Regions from separate parts of the Homo sapiens genome. Here region 1 is linked to region 2. A link is a loop called in an ENCODE intact Hi-C map of the cell type or tissue named here. Cell type or tissue: OCI-LY7. All regions are shown on one strand. Region 1 holds the start of LOC101929314 (a long non-coding RNA gene). Region 2 overlaps KYAT1-SPOUT1 (KYAT1-SPOUT1 readthrough).

Region 1 (2,500 bases), 140 kb before region 2:
AAGCCAAGTCCAGCGGCCGCAGTCTTCACCTCTCCACACTCACTTTTTATCTGGTGTTTTTACTTCTGCCTGCGTTTGCTCTCTAGCCAATAAACCGTCCTTGTGTGCGAGTCACCTGGGCTCCTGTCAGGGCCTGGCCCTGAGGGTGGTAAAGGGAAAGGTAGACTCACCCTCTGCCCCACTCTTCCACAGAGTGAGCAGGGGCCCTGTGGCTGCCCCGGCCCCCAGCTCTCTAGTTGGGAAGAAGTGCAGCCCTCCCTGTCTTCTGCGGGGCCTGTGCCTCTCAGAGGGCAGTGCTGTTCCTGGACATGAAGCCGCACAAGGAACGTTTTATTCCTAAGAAAAAGTTTCCTAAATTTGGATTGTGGAGCGGACTGTAGAATGCGTCTGACAGTTCAGTTCAAGCACAAGAAGTGGGTAGCGGTCAGTGCTGTCTGCAGGTCGGGCGTTTCACCCAGCATGTGCCCCCGTGCCATGGGTTCTCATGCCGTCCTCAGTGTCCACATTTCACAGATGAGATCAGCAAGACAGTCAGCTCCTCAAGGGACCACAGTTGGCAAGTGGCCAAGCAGGGACTGAAGCCCAGGCAGCCTGATTCTAGAAACCCTAAGTGATGTCTGTGTTTTAGATGGCCCCTAGCAGGACCTAGCATTCTGACTTCAGTCCTGAGAAGGCCAACAGCCAGTAGGCCCCACTGTTGGGGCTTCTGAAGAGGGGATCGGGGGATGACGGGGGCACGGGGCTATAAATAGGAAGGCACAGAGCTTCAAGAAAGGCTCACCCAGGGATGAGCTCAGCCCACTGGGCCAATGAAAGCAGGGTCAAGGACAGGACCAGCGCAGGCCAAGGAAGGGAATATCTGACAGCGCCCACCCAGCCAAACCCTCAGCCCAAGGACAGGAATGAGGAGATGCTGGTGAACTAGCCATCCATCAGTACCTGCCTTCCCCCGAGGCTGCAGCCCCACTCCCAGGCGCCTGGCCAGGGGAGTTTTCTAGGTTCTGAGAGCCACGTTGTCATCCCTGGGCTTTGAAGTTAAACATCACACAGCTGTCTATAAACAAGATTTTAATATCTGTATAAATAGACCACAGAATTACCAAAACTGCAAAGACAGAGTGTGGAAAACAGGTTTGAAACCCGTGCATAGAGCCCTCTGCTGGGCTGCCGCCTCTCCCCTGGCCGGCAGTGCTGTGGGGAATGCTGGAAAGGAAGGAAAGTTCCTCTAGGGGGCGTCTGCAGCGTGAGGACCTGAGCACAGAAGACTCGGCTCCCCATGCCTGCTGTTGACCTCTTCATCTAGTATAAAAATAACGTCAGTGGGTGGTGGCTGGAGTCGTGGCTACTCCGGGAGGGGGGTGACAGGAGGTGCCCTCCATTGTATAGGCCCTAGCAGCCAGCAGCACCCCTGCCAGCCAGGGTGCAGTGTAGGCTGGTGGAGAGGGGTAGGTGGGCAGAACAGCACTGCCCTATCTTTGCATATGCCGGACAAACGCCTGCACCAACTGGATCAGAGGCTCCTGACTCTCAGGGCTGGCTTTGGAGAGAGAGGTGGACTTGCCCTGCGGCGAGGGGAGGACACCAGTGGCAGGGGAGCTGGGGGCTCCCCGGCGGAAGTAGCGCGAGAGGCTGGACAGCAGCGTGCTCTACAAGAAAAAAAGTGGCTTGGTGAGGCTCAGCACATCTGGCTACTGTTCTGACCCTTGGGGGTTGCCAGGCAGGACCCCACAGGGCTCTGGCCCTATTGGTCCAGCCCTCCGTATCCCTATCCATCCGTACCAACTCAGAGCTGAGCTCCTGCTTCATCCGCTGTTTGTCCCGGGGGTGCACAGCCGGGTCCCTAAGGTACCGCATCGCCTGAGAGATGAGCAGGTAGAAGCAGTTTTCCATGGTAAACATCAGGAGGGACCTGGGAGGAGACACAGGTTTTTGGTACTGCTGCAGAGGGCCAGGCTGGCCAAGCTTGAGAACAGTGGGCCCATGACTGCCCCAGCCCCTTATCAAATCCCAGAAAGAGCACTTACTTTAACGTCCTGGTCCCTTCTGCCTGTGTGCTGAGCCCCACTGCCTGGGTGAGGGGCTCCTTTTTCTTGTCCAGCTGAAGAGAAGCAAGGGTAAAAAACTAAGACAACAGGAACAGCTCCCACTTACTGAGAGCTTCCTACTTGCATGTCCTGCACTAAGCAAATTTAATCAGTTACCTCATTTAATCCTCACAGTAATTCTCAGAGGTGCTGTCATGTTCAGTTTACAGAGAGGAGCAGGCTTGGGAGGCTAGGTACCATGCCCAACATGCCCAAGGTCAGCTGGGAAGTGGCAGGCAGGGGGAGGAGCCGGGGGGAGAGGACAGTGTCTGACAGAACCAACTTACCTCTCCAAGCATGTTGAGGGCCACATTCACTGTGGCCAGAAGGGTCCCGAAGGAGGGGGCCACTTCGGAGTCAAAGGTGGGAGTGGTAAAGCTCAGGGCAAACAGGAAGTTGTATTCAGCAAGGTCCAG
Region 2 (2,500 bases):
CAGCACTTTGGGAGGCCTAGGCAGGCGGATCACTTGAGGTCAGGAGTTCTAGACCAGCCTGGTCAACATGGTGAAACCCTGTCTCTACTAAAAATACAAAGATTAGCTGGACATGGTGGTGCACAACTGTAGTCCCAGCTACTCGGGAGGCTGAGGCACAAGAATCACTTGAACATGGGAGGCGGAGGTTGCAGAGAGCTGAGATCGCGCTGCTGCACTTCAGCCTGGGCGACAGAGCACGACTTTGTCCCCCAAAAAATAAGTAAATAAATAATAAAAGTGATGGGACCTGATTTCAAGTAGTCAAAATCGCAGAGACAGCAAATGGGCTGGGCTATGGGCCAGAGGGTAAAGGGATGTAATTGTTTAATGGGTACAGAGTTGTCAGTTTTACAAGATGAAAACAGTTCCCAAAACTGTATACCTGTACATAGTTAAGATGGTAAAGTTTATGATATGTGTATTTTACCAAAATTTTTTAAATGAAAAACTTTTTTTTTTTTTTTTTTTTTGAGACAGAGTCTCGCTCTGTCGCCCAGGCTGGAGTGCAATGGCGCAATCTCGGCTCACTACAATCTTCGCCTCCCGGGTTCACAACATTCTCCTGCCTCAGCCTTCCAAGCAGCTGGGACTATAGGCACCCGCCACCATGCCTGGCTAATTTTTTTTTCGTATTTTTAGTAGAGACGGGGTTTCACTGTGTTAGCCAGGACAGTCTCGATCTCCTGACATTGTGATCCACCTGCCTCGGCCTCCCAAAGTGCTGGGATTACAGGTGTGAGCCACCGCGCCCGGCCTGAAAAACATTTTTAAGTGGTGGGACGTGTAGGGCTCCACGGGGCACCTAGCACAGGAAAGCGTGTGGTAAATAAAAGGTGACTGCCAGGGCTGTTGAGGAGCTGACTAGGGAAGGCCTGCTTCCTAGAAAAGGGGTGAGGCGCAGGGCATTGGAGGGAGGTGTGCCTGGGAGGTCAGGAGTCCTGCCTTATGCGGGAACCTGGAGCAGCACCCTCCCTGCTTTGGGCCTCCTCTGTGAAGTGAGGCGTAGTCCCCTCCTGGGGCCAGCAGGTTGCTCTGTGACCTGGGCCAGCAACCTCAAAGCCACGAGGGGCCTGGCTCCTTGCGCCCCCTGCTGGCCGACTCGGGAATAACACACCCACAAGCCCCCAAGTTGCTCCCAACCAACCTGGCCAAGTTGCTGGGTTAAGGCAGCCTACGTGCCCCCTGTACCCTTCTGCTCTTGGCTGAGAACCCCTTATGGCTTCTCCCTCCCTCCCTCCCTCCTAAGTTCCTGGAACCTACCTTCACCACACCCATAAGCTCACAGACACAGACACAGAGATGTGTGCACATGCTCAGGTGCAAGCTCTTGTATTTGGATCCTTTTGTTGTTTTGGTTTTTTTTTTTGTAGAGAAAGGGTGTTGTTATGTTGCCCAGGCTAGTCTTGAACTTCTGAGCTCAAGCGATCTGCCCACCTCAGCCTCCCAAAATGCTGGGATTACAGGTGTGAGCCACCATGCCCAGCCTCCATGAATTATTATTATTTATTTCATGCATAGAAAATTGATGTTCAGAGAGGTAAAATGGCTTGCCTCATGTCACACTGCCAAGGTCATCAAAGCCTGTGTTCTAATCCTTCCCCCGTCTCTCAGCACTGCCCTCCTCCTTGTGTGTCTACTTGGGGCCTGATCCTGGGTGTGGTAATAGAACAGACCTACCCTGTGGAGGGTGCAACATAACATTCACTTCTGGCCGGGCATGGTGGCTCATGCCTGTAATCTCAGCACTTTGGGAGGCCGAGGCGGGCGGATCATGAGGTCAGGAGTTCAAGACCATCCTGGCCAACATGGTGAAACCCCATCTCTACTAAAGACACACAAAAAAATTAGCCGGGCATGGTAGCGCGCGTCTGTAATCCCAGCCACTCGGGAGGCTGAGGCATGAGAATCACTTGAACCTGGGAGGCGGAGGTTGCAGGGAGCCGAGATCATGCCATTGCACTCCATCCTGGGTGATAAAAAGATAGGGCGAGACTCTGTGTCAAAAAACAAACAAACCAACATTGACTCCTATGCCCAGTCTTACCCGGCCACACATAGGCCCGATGCACTGCCAGTCCCCTGCAATGGAAGCCGATCCTGGTTTCCAGCCCCACCCCCAAGGCTGCAAGATTGTTTAAGCATATCCGTGTGCAGCACAGGTGCCACCCAGCTTCTTGACCCCCATGGAGCCAGTGATCTGGACACACAGAAGGCACCGCCTTTCCTGAGAACTGGCAGTGCCCAGAGAAGGCAAGGGGCCAAGGCTGGGGCAGGGCAGAGAAGAGGGCCACAGCTGGGATCTGTTTCTCCTGAGTTTCTGCCCTGTGCTGGCACCAGGTGTACAATCTGCTATAAGGCCTGCAGGAGCTCAATGTAAGTGTTGTTATTTTAGTATGTTAGGAATTTCCTCACCTGTTAATGAGGGTGAGGATAGCACTTGCTTTACAGAGTTGTTGAA

Evidence for each region. A loop is a pair of places that touch in the nucleus more often than their neighbours do. Peaks named below come from ENCODE experiments on the same cell type or tissue, not always from the same donor. Only the 100,000 strongest peaks of a DNase experiment are listed, where the experiment ranks them.
Region 1: it touches region 2 in a loop (4-fold over the local background); 11 of 110 quality-filtered maps call a loop at or near these places.

The regions. Positions count from the first base shown.
Region 1 is chr9:129,005,648-129,008,147 of GRCh38, reverse strand. It overlaps NUP188 (nucleoporin 188), which reads right to left. Exons shown (of 44, transcript NM_015354.3): 41 at 2,372-2,500; 42 at 2,025-2,098; 43 at 1,780-1,909; 44 at 1,052-1,646. The coding sequence ends at 1,470. It overlaps SH3GLB2 (SH3 domain containing GRB2 like, endophilin B2), which reads left to right. Exons shown (of 11, transcript NM_020145.4): 11 at 1-1,112. LOC101929314 (a long non-coding RNA gene) reads left to right here and starts at 1,585. Exons shown (of 4, transcript XR_007061810.1): 1 at 1,585-1,668. RefSeq lists enhancers at 924-1,073, 1,294-1,363, 1,484-1,543. In OCI-LY7, CTCF peaks have their summits at 991 and 1,202 (motif pointing left); a DNase peak (open chromatin) is centred at 1,217.
Region 2 is chr9:128,862,378-128,864,877 of GRCh38, reverse strand. The region is part of intron 1 of KYAT1-SPOUT1 (KYAT1-SPOUT1 readthrough); the gene reads left to right. The region is part of intron 1 of KYAT1 (kynurenine aminotransferase 1); the gene reads left to right. Among named protein-coding and RNA genes, the nearest start is that of KYAT1, 18 kb to the left of the region's middle. RefSeq lists an enhancer at 994-1,288. In OCI-LY7, CTCF peaks have their summits at 934 and 1,135 (motif pointing left); a DNase peak (open chromatin) is centred at 1,087.